2 separate regions of the Homo sapiens genome follow, and region 1 is linked to region 2. A link is a contact called in ENCODE Hi-C or POLR2A ChIA-PET data. All regions are on one chromosome and are shown on one strand. The core of a region is the stretch at or near the end of the contact, and the rest is flanking DNA. Distances in the headings are between cores, read along the strand shown. Region 1 overlaps C5 (complement C5). Region 2 overlaps TRAF1 (TNF receptor associated factor 1).

Region 1 (5,164 bases), core at 1,460-3,959, 46 kb after region 2:
AAGTCTGAACACATTAGCATATAAACTCATATTTTACAGAGCATGCTAGTGTATGCTTCTGCTTCACTTTGATAAATCAAAACTTAGGTTAATTATGTTTTGAAAAGAATATTCTGGCCAGGCCTGGTGGCTCACGCCTGTAATCCCAGCAGTTTGGGAGGCCAAAGCCAGTGGATCACCCTGATGTCAGGAGTTCGAGACCAGCCTGACTGACATGGAGAAACCTCGTCTCTACTAAACATACAAAAAAATTAGCCAGGTGTGGTGGTGCATGCCTGTAATCCCAGCTACTCGGGAGGCTGAGGCAGGAGAATCACTTGAACCCGAGAGGTGCGGTTGCAATGAGCCAAGACTGCATCACACTCCAGCCTGGGCAACAAGAGTGAAAATCCACCTCCAAAAAAAAAAAAATATTCTGGGTGATTCTATAAAAGTGGTATATTCAAATGAAAGAAAGTAAAATTGTCTATAAAATAATTCAGAAAAGAAAATGAAGCATTCACAACACGATTTAAAAGAAAACACATACGGCTTTTAAGTCTTCTTCATTTGCACTGATTCCAGTAGGCAAGGAGATGTCCATCACCGCATGAGAGGATCCAGATGATGATTCTTCCCTGCTGGGCTTGTAGCTAAAATAAAAAAGAGGTTAGAAAATATAATAAATAAGTGAATAAGAGTCTTTAAGAAAGGACACTCTTCCTTAGTAGACCTTAATTTTTAAATTTGGGTCTCCATTTATTTGCTTTTCTACAATGTATGGGTTAAAATCTCTGACTTTAGAGTTGCAAGAGATCTTTGAGTCATCTATTCTCTTTCCTCACTTGATCAATAATCTCAACAGACCACTCTACTGGAACACAGAAGTCATCCACACCAAGCTAACTAGCTGGGGAAACTCAGGATGAGAGTAAGGCACTGGTTCAAGGTCACATGGCTAATTCATGCAGAGCTACAGAAGAATCCAGGTCTTTGGATTCTCACGTTAGTTCATTTTCTAATGAAGCATATTCCAAGGAAAAAATCAGTTGTATGTTGAAAAGAGATTCAATAAACATGTCCAGGAAAAGCTGGAAGAAAATACACTAAGGCAAGGCACGGTGGCTTACGCCTATAATCCCAGCACTTTGGGAGGCCAAGGCAGGCAGATCACTTGAGGTCAGGAGTTCAAGACCAGCCTGGCTAACACGGTGAAACTCCGTCTTTACTAAAAATACAAAAAAAATTAGCCGGGCTTGGTGGGACACACCTGTAATCCTAACTACAGGAGAATTGCTTGAACCTGGGAGGCGGAGGTTGCAGTGCGCCGAGATCGCAGCACTGCACTTCAGCCTGGACGACAGAGTGAGAATCCCTCTTTAAAAGCAAACAAACAAACAAACAAACCCACAAATATTAGTAGCTACTTTGGATGGTGAGATTATAAGCAATTATCTCTTTTCTTTTTCATGCTTTTCTCTATTTTCTATATTTCCCATAATAGCTACTTTATATAGAAAATGTTTCAAGGACTGTCCTTTCAGTAGGAATTCTGCTAGTAGGAATTTAAGCGGAAATGCAAAAAGGGCACAATGGGAGGGTTTTGTTTTTGTTTTTGTTTTGTAAGAGAGAAAAGAATACTGAAATGGAGAATCAGGAAACTTGGGTTTTATTCCAGTTCTGAGATTCCCACAAATCATTTCCCCTTTCTAAGCTCATTTTCTTATTTGTAAAATTAACTGTGAAGAAGTATAAGTTTGTGTTTTAAATTTATCTTTATAATTCCCAGGCTTTGGTTTTGGGTGGCAGAGGCTTAGAGCTACCATTAAGAGATGTTAGAAGACATAAAAGAGACAGGCTGGCGGGGCTGAGGCTGGGGCAGAGACAGACGGAGTGTGATTCTGTAAAAGTTGATTTCAGGTTCCAGCCTCACCTCAAGATGCTTGAAAGGCAGCTGGATGTTTGAGAGTGAAGCTTGGGAGAGCAGTCAGGATTAAAGGAAGAAATTAAAAGACAGCTTCATAAGGGGTAAAATGAATTGATCTCACCTACAGGTATGAATGTTGGTGGAAGAGGAGATACTAAGCAAGTTAGTGAGGGGTCAGGGCATATCTTTTCCTCAATGACACCTCATAGAGCATATATAATGCAGTCCCAGCTGGGTGCGGTGGCTCACACCTGTCATCCCAGCACTTTGAGAGGCTGAGTCAGATCAGCTGAAGCCAGGAGTTCGAGACCAGCCTGGCCAACATGGTGAAACCACTTCTCTACTAAAAATACAAAAATTAGCTGGCTGTGGTAGCTCACACCTGTAATCCCAGCTACTTAAGAGGCTGAGGCACGAGAATGGCTTGAGGCTGGGAGGCAGAGGTTGCAGTGAGCTGAGATCGCACCACTGCACTCTAGTCTGGGCAACTGAGCAAGACTCTGCCTCAAAAATAAATAAATAAATAAATAAATAAATAAATAAATAAATAAAAGCAGTCCCCATTAGAAGTCATAGATGTAATATTTGCCACAATAAAGAAAAGTATTCTAAAATCTCTGACTCATAAAAATTTAACCCTATTCTTCACCAAATTAACAATTTAGAACAGAATATAAAACACTTGGAACTCTAATGTGACATCCGAACATCTCCCTAATTGGATGGGTAGAAGCAGAGCACTCTTGCTCACAGATGCAAACACTTTGTCAGCAGGATGGAAAAGGGCCTCCCGAGTGGAGAGTGTCTATGAAAAGGTTGCTGGAGCCTTGATGACTGGTTGCCATGGAGACTGTTTCAATGGTGGAACAGAAATCCTCCTTTCAAGAAGCCCTTTGCCTGCTGCCAAAACCAGCAATCTTCCCCAAAGGCATTTTGTTGTGAGGGAAATGAAATCCTTTTTTCTTTTCTTAGGAATACAACAGAGAGGTTGTAAAAAGGTAAATACACGAAAGAGACCCTCTGAACACAGAAACTTCATGCTGGCATTTTTTAATCAGGAGAGAGAATATTTGAAGGCAAAGAAGTTCCTACATGAATAAGTACTACACAGTTCCTTTTGGAATTTACCCAACCTAACTTCAGTGTCAACAGAGCCAAAAGCATATTCCACCCGCCTTTCTGGAACATTTTGTCCCCAATTTGTAAAAACCAAAGGATAGACTATTCAAGATTGCATTTCTCCTTGCTTTCTTTTGTATATTGATAATCTGGAATTAGGCCTCCTGACAATGAAGTCAAATGAATGAATTTTTGATAACAGCTTTTTTCTGTACGGCAGAATTGTGGATAATTAGAACTGGCAGAAAACTTGAGATAAGGTAGTGCAATATCTTTGCTTTATAGAAGAGGATTGGAGAAGTAAACTGATTTCCTGAAGGTCACTGGAGTTCTTACTGGTAGAGGCTATCCCACAGGTGTCTCACCCTATCAGAGAGCTCTTCTTTATTGCAAGTCTAGATGCCTCCCTGTAGGGTCCCAGGCACTGATTCGAGCTCTGCCCAGAAGTTTGCTTACACTTCCCTTTGACAACTGTTACAAATTTAAAGGTAATTGTGATCATGCTCCTCCCCAGCTGGTAGGTGCCCAAGGGTAGGAATGGCATTTAGGGGGAAAGAAGCTGCCTGGGAAAGGGCGACCTTACTGGAAAGACATTAGGGAATGAGGAAAGATGTTTGAGCGGGAACAGAGAGCAGGGACTGGCCACAGAAGGAAGTAGGAAATGCTGGAAGGAAGAAATGCTGATGAGGAAGGAAATAGGGCTGAATAGTGAAGGAATCCTAAGAAGCGATTGGGCTTGGGACATAGAGAAGACTGGGAAACAGCTGGGAGGGAGGCAGGGAGAAACTATGTGCTGTTCCTTGGGATTAGTGGTCTTAGATTACACTGATTGAAAGAGGTGGTTTAGGCTGAGCGTGGTGGCTCAGGCTTGTAATCCCAGCACTTTGGGAGGCTAAGGTGGGCAGACCAGCTGAGGTTAGGAGTTCAAGACCAGCCTGGCCAACATGCTGAAACCCCATCTCTACTAAAAATAAAAAAATTAGCCAGGCATGGTGGCATGTGCCTGTAATCCCAGCTACTCGGGAGGCTGAGGAAGGAGAATCACCTGAACCTGGGAGGTGGAGGTTGTAGTGAGCCGAGATCACGCCACTGCACTCCAGCCTGGGAGACAGAGTGAAACTCCATCTCAAAAAAAAAAAAAAAAAAGATGTGGTTTAGATACTGGATTGAACATCAGAGGTTGGGGATTTGAGCCCCTAGCTCTGCCTCTAACTCTGTGAGCATTTGGCAGGCGACTTTATCTCTTTGGGTCTTAGTTTCTTCATTTCCAAAACAAGAGGATTATGATATCATCCCTAAGGTCCTTCTCAGCTCTCATCTTTTGCACAACACTATTGAATTTCCAAGTTATCCACACTGGGTGCATGATTATAAGTAAAATCAGCAAAATGCCATCCACAGATATCACTGTTATTGACAATACAAGAGTTAAGAAAATAGAACACAATAGAAAGGACTGAGGGACGATGGAAAGAACAGGGAAGAAGTCTGTGTTTCAGTCCTGGCTCTACCACTCTCTGATCACACTGTGTGATCACCAAAGCCAAAAGTATATACATATTTTCAAATACCTACATATTCTTTTCTTTTTCTTTTTTTTTTTATTTGGAGACAAGGTCTCAATTTTTCGTCCAGGTTGGAGTGCAGTGGCGTGGTCACAGCTCACTGCAGCCTCAACCTCCTGGGCTCAAGCAATCCTCCTGCCTCAGCCTCCTGAGTAGCTGGGACTACAAGTGTGTGCCACCATGTCTGGCTAATTTTTAAAATTTGCTGTAGAGATGGGGTCTGGCTATGGTGCCCAGGCTGTTCTTGAACTCCTGGGCTCAAGCAATTCTCTCTCCTTGGCCTCCCAAAGTGTTGGGATTACAGTATGAGCCACTGTACCCGGCAAAAAACCTACACTTTCATAAATGTTTTAGGATGGTGGCTGTGGTAAGCAGAATAATGGCCCCCAAGGGTGTCCATGTCCTAATCCCCTGAACCTGTGAATATGTTACCTTATGTGGCAAAGAGAACTTTACAGATGTGATTAAATTAAGGATTTGAGATAGGGGGTTATTTGTGCAGGCCTAATGTAAAGACAAGAATCTTTATGAGGAAAGGAAGCAGGAGAGTCAGAGAAGGAGGTGTGATGATGGA
Region 2 (5,630 bases), core at 2,113-4,612:
GTACAGTTGGGTTGAGACACAGAACACAGCCCAGCAAAGGCCACCCTGCCCCCACCCCCACCCACCAACTGCCCAGGGCTTCAGGGACAAGTTGTTCCCAATAAATAATAGAAAACAGATGTTCTATGGAAGGCAGGCAGAGGGCGGCCTTGGCAGGGAGACCGTGCTGGCTTCGGGAAGTCTGTGGTGATGAAACCTCCCCAAACATGTAGCTTTTGACATGTGAGAACAGTGGAGGGAAGATGCTATGTGTAGACCTGGCTCCTTGGTGAATATACCTGGGGGAGCCTTTCAGGTCCCACCCCTCCCCACAGGTCCATGATTCCAATAGTCTGTGGTTCTAAGGGTCAAAGCTTGGTGGGAGAGTCATAAAAGAGATAAGAACATGAAAATGATCAAGCTAAGAGTGAAATTCCAGACATCACCCCGCAGGTGGAGGGGATGTGTCTTTCAGCAGCGGAGCTGTCCTGGCGTTGTGTGAACAGCAAATGTCTGTTTTAGGGAGTGAAATGCTATTCAGATGTAGGGACATCCTTCTGTGATGCGTGTACAGATGTGGACTGTGATGAGCCTTGAACAGTTGCTGGAGAAAGGGGCAGGGGTGACTTGAGAGGCTTTCAGAGGCTTCTCCATCATCATTATTCATTCCTTAGAGTGCACGGGAGTTCAGGATGTGGCCTCTGGAGCCAGCCTTTTGGGGTTCAGAGCTTGTTTCTGTCACTTCACATACTAGCTTTGTGGCTCTGGGATAGTTACTAACTCCTCTGTTCTGCAGTTTCCTCATCTGCAAAATGGGGATAATAATAATACCCCCTTACAGGGTTATTGTGAGGATTAAATGAGATAATACATGTAAGCACTGGTATTAGTTACCCATTGCTGCTGTAACAAAATACCACAAACTTAACAGCTTAAAACAACACAGCTTTATTATCGTACAGTTCTGGAGGCCAGGGGTCCTAACATGGAAATGTCAGCAGGACTGCGTTGCTCCTGGAGGCCCAAGGGGAGGATGGCTTCCTCCCTTCCCCAGCTTCTCAGGGCTGCCTGCACTCCTTGGCTTGTGGTCCCTTCCTCCATCTTCAAAGCCAGCAGTGGAGCATCTCCCCTTCTCTCTGACCCTCATCTCCCTCTTCTGAGGACACTTGGGCCTCCTGGATAATCCAAGGTCACCTCCCCATCTCAGAATCCTTCATTTAATCGTGTCTGCAGAGTCTGTTTTGCCATTGTTATGGGCTCAGCAACCCCCACCCAAATCAGATGTTGAAGTCCTAACCACCAGTATCTCAGAATATGGAGACAGGGCCTTTAAAGAGCTAATTAAATTAAAATGAGGTCATTGGGGGTGGGCCCTAATGCAATGTGACTGGTATCCTTTTAGGAAGGGGAAATTTGAAGAAGGACCACATGAAGACATAGGGAGGGGACAGCCATGTCAAGGCAAAGAGAGAGGCCTTGGAGGAAACCAACTCGCCAATACCGTGCCTTGAACTTCTGGCCTCCAGAACTGCGAGGAAATACATTTCTGTTGTTTACACCACCCAGTCTGTGCACTTTGTTATGGCAGCCCTGGCAAATGCATAGAGCCATGTGAGGTCACATACTCACAGGTCCTGGGGATTCACATGTGGACATCTTTGGAGGACATTATTCTGCCTAACACAGTGTTCAATAAATATGAGCCATTATTACTAATAATAAATTAATAGTAATAATGGCTCATATTTATTGAAATTATTCCATACTACTACTGAATACTTGTTGAATACTACTGCTACTAATAACACTAATAATACTAATAGTAGTAATACTACTAGTATTACTACTAATTAGTATTCTTATTCCTGTGGATTAAGCACTGCCCCGGGACATCTCCCAGTCCCAATCCCTCAGTGGCTGTCATATACATGTATCTCATTTAATCCTCACATCACAAACTCTTTAACAATGAACTCTCTAAAACTCCATTTTCCCACTGGATTTCCTCAAGGTGGTGAGGAACATTCCTAAATGAACAGGACCAAAATATGTTTGAATGTTGTCCCATAGGATCCCTGTGACAATCATCTGAGGCAGGTGGGGCTGTATTAGAGTCACCTTAACACAGGCAGAAACAGAGGGAATGGCTTAAGGTCATGCTGAGCTTGTGAGCAGAGGAGCTGGGCACACCTGTGCATTCTCTCTCACAGTTGTGAGCCCCTGCATGGGCTTGCTGCTCTCCTGGCACTCATGTAGACACTGTCCCATCAGATCCTCACAGCCATGAGGGGGAGGTTGGGGCTCTGAGGTTCTGCTTCCCTCGGGTAGGTGGAGAAGCCGAAGCCCAGGGGCGATCAGTGACTTCCAGGAGGCAACGGGGCAGGCGAGGGGAGCCCAGGAGCCTGGAGTCCGTGTGCAGGCTCCGTCCTCCCCACCATAGTGTCCTTGCCTGGGGTGGCCTCACTCAAAGGCCAGGGACCGAGGGGACAGGAGAGGGAATCAGGAATCAGACTGCATTGCAGGAGAAGAACAGAGGATCTGTCCTGGGCCAACCCTGTCTGGTGTCACAAGTGGCCCCTGTGTGAGTGGCCTCACTGCTTGCAAATTGCTAAAAATAAAGTGTGCAGTGGAATTTCCTCCGAGGAGGAGACAGAAACAGAGAAAACAGATTCCCAGCCCTGAGGGAACACTCGTTCTTCTGTCTGGGTCTGAGGAGTCTCTGCGTGTGTGGTGTTTCCGGCCACCCTGGCTACCCAGGCCCTTTGTGGTGGGGTCACAGTGGGCCCTAGCGGGGGGCCCCATTCTGAGACCTGGGGCCTCCGGGAATGTGACTGTTAAGAGGGTGCTGGGAGCATGAGTGCCACCTCTGCAGCCCCTGCACAGAACAAAGAGGATCTGAGCAGGCCAGGCACTGCCTACCCCCACACTGGGCTGAGGTCAGGGATGCCCGGAGGGGCTGCTGTGACTCAGGTCTCAGCTGGTGCTGAGGGGGTGCTCTACAGTCACATGGGGAGCTTGGTCAGTCTGCCACTGTCCGCCCGTTCCTGCCCTCCTCTGTAACTGGGCCGGTTTACTCTCTGTCAGCCTCTGCTCAGCTCGACCGCCACCTCCTCCAGGAAGCCCTGCCTGATTCTCCTGGTTGAACATAGTCTTGCCCATTCCTGTTTTTCCCATAGCACTTGGTGGACTCCTGCACTAAAGCCTGACTGTGTTATTTAAGCAGGTATGAAACATTTAGGGGAGGATTCCTTGTGTAGAGGCAGCATAGAGAAGATGCCACCAGCTCAGGAGCCATGGGTTAGAGCCTGGCTTTGCCTCCCACTTGCTGTGTGACTTTGGTCCAGGCACACCTCCTCATGGAGCCTCAAAATATTACCTATTGGTAAAATAGGGCTATCACCGCCACCCACCACACAGGATGTCACAGGATCGGGGCGATTACAGATGAACACTGTCAAGCTCAGAAGTGTAAGGTTTGGGGGTTTATTCCCAGGTATCACACTTCAAGGAACACAGATAAACAGAAGCGCATTTACCCCAAATGCACAGAGACTGGGGAAAGACTGCTCAGTGTCTTTCCATGGAGGCAGGACTGACTCCAGGGATAGGAGGCTAAGTTGCCTTTTGTGACCTCAAGGGAGACAGACAGACTTCAGCTCAGTACAAAGAAAGAGGAGAATGTTGCATCACTCAGAGCTCCCCAGGGTAGGTGTGGTTGTTTCATGGAGTAATGACCTCTCTGCCATTGGAAGGACATGGAGCCACGTAGCATGAATCCAGTACAGAACAGAAATTGGACTAGACAGCTTAAACCCTTGTCACTTTCTGAGTCTAGACAAATTAAGGCTTTACTGTGAGCTACTGGCATCAGTTGTCAGCTTGCTTTTGACCTTCTTGAATGGGCCTCAGGGGGAGGGGGTGGGAGAAACAATCCCATTTGCTGATCCTCAGCAGACAGGACTGAAGATTATCTCCAGCCCCCTGGCATCCCCTCCTTCACTGTCACTTCTACAGGAAGATCACGCCAGGCAAGTATCAAGTCTCTAACTAGGTCAACATTAATCCTCTAATATCTGCTTCTTACATTAGGTAATCAGTCCATGGCTCTGGGCACTTCTTTGGGAGATAATCATCTAATGAAGTCACAGGCTGGGGACAAACTGATAAGCAGATGGCATGGGAAGTGTTTGCAAGGAGGGCTGGTCCTCAGCCCTCCACCCTGCCTCCATTTCCCAGGTTGCCCCAGATGTGCAGGCAAACTTAGGAATTACCACACATGCAAAGTGGTGACTTATCATCAGCCACTTTCCTTTGGTCAAAAGTCCCCCAAAGTTCCCACTGGGGCAAAAGTCAGAGGAGTCCCTGGTCCTTCCCCTATGTGGCTTTGTGTAGGTGATCAGACCATGACTTACCGCCCCTCCCCACCCCAGCTTTTCACCAGAAGTCCATGACTCCACGAGGTGGGGAAGCCAGCAGGGAGGGGAGGGGGCTGATGCCTCTCAGAGGTCTGCCCGCATTAAAGAAGGCTTCTTTGCTCCCAAATACAGGCAGCTTCCTCTCCCATCCTGTAGCCTGTTAGGGTGCCTATAATTCTACCATGAATTATAGTGCCTTCACTTGGCTTAAGGCAGCAAGTTTCAAACTGTGCTCTGCAGGGCCCTAGGAGTCCCCAGAACCTCTTAGGGGCTCGGATAGGAGAAAGAAATGGGGCAATTAACAGGTCGGGGCTCCAGGATCCCCCTCCATCAGAATGCTTTTACTTTCATCTGATTGAAAAAGATGAAAAAAAGCCATTGGATTAGGAGATATTAAAATATCTATGTGATCTAAGATTTACACAATAAATGTGTATTAATTTTGTTAAGAGGAAAGAATAAAACAAGCTAAAAACAACAGTCCTAGAGCATTCAAGCAGGTAAGGGCCTTTTGCAAGTGAGGCATAGTGGCTCACAGAGTTGAGGGTCTGCTTGTGTCTCACAGCCGATCCACCAAGAGCCAAACAGTGAGGCTCAGGGAGTTACTCCACGGAGCAGCATATCATATTAACTCTTACCACGTTGCAGAGTGTAAAGTTCCAAGAACATGCATTTGGTCCTTACTCTTACTCTCTGAGGGCCTGCCGATGGAGAGGTTGCTGAGAAGCAGATGGGAGAGTGCTCAAAACCAGCTCTGGGTGGGACAGGAAATTCCCCTGAACTCTCTGAATGAGAGGGACCAGCTCAGAGAAAGGAGAAGGAGGTGTGGACACTCGCCTGCCTCTGGTCCAGCGGTAGGGGGATAGCTGCCCTGCCAGCACTGCTATCACGGTCTGGACATCACAGATCCTGGAAAGGCCTTGCAGAGCTGACTTAATATCCTCATTTTACAGATACAGAAACAGGGCCTGGGAATTGCTGCTAGCCAAGCAGAGAATTATGCAGAACCACCCCTGGACATCAGGCTCCTGATCCCTGGGCCACAGTTTGCTGCAAGAAGAGGGCTTTGGCTGAAAGGAGCCAGGCACTTCCCAGTGGAGGTAGAGAGGGCGGCTGAGCAACGAGACTCCTCTGCAGGTCTCAGGGCCCCGTGTGTAAACAAGAGGATTTGATTTTGAGCAGTGACTCCTGCCTGTTTGGATTCGTGGACCAATACGAGTGTGTTTTTTTTTAAAT

The links. Hi-C counts contacts between places; a loop is a spot of excess contacts on that map. ChIA-PET counts read pairs that join two places held with the same protein, here RNA polymerase II (POLR2A). Pooled maps may share reads with other maps.
Region 1: a loop to region 2 is called in a pooled map, with 2.0 times the contacts of the local background. The contact joins two enhancer-like sites. A Hi-C loop is called at or near these places in 1 of 168 maps with a recorded cell type or tissue (body of pancreas) and 3 of 50 pooled maps. POLR2A ChIA-PET finds 5 or more read pairs at or near these places in 2 of 52 experiments (A673 and WTC11).

What each region holds. Positions count from the first base shown.
Region 1 is chr9:120,963,107-120,968,270 of GRCh38, forward strand. C5 (complement C5) reads right to left here. Exons shown (of 41, transcript NM_001735.3): 34 at 530-632. Among named protein-coding and RNA genes, the nearest start is that of C5-OT1, 13 kb to the left of the region's middle. RefSeq lists a silencer at 185-368. Within about 2 kb of position 2,710, at least 5 of the 41 ENCODE cell types and tissues checked have a DNase peak (open chromatin) inside an H3K27ac peak, as active enhancers do.
Region 2 is chr9:120,916,634-120,922,263 of GRCh38, forward strand. The region is part of intron 3 of TRAF1 (TNF receptor associated factor 1); the gene reads right to left. Among named protein-coding and RNA genes, the nearest start is that of TRAF1, 7.3 kb to the right of the region's middle. RefSeq lists enhancers at 2,732-2,881, 4,081-4,150. Within about 2 kb of position 3,363, at least 12 of the 41 ENCODE cell types and tissues checked have a DNase peak (open chromatin) inside an H3K27ac peak, as active enhancers do.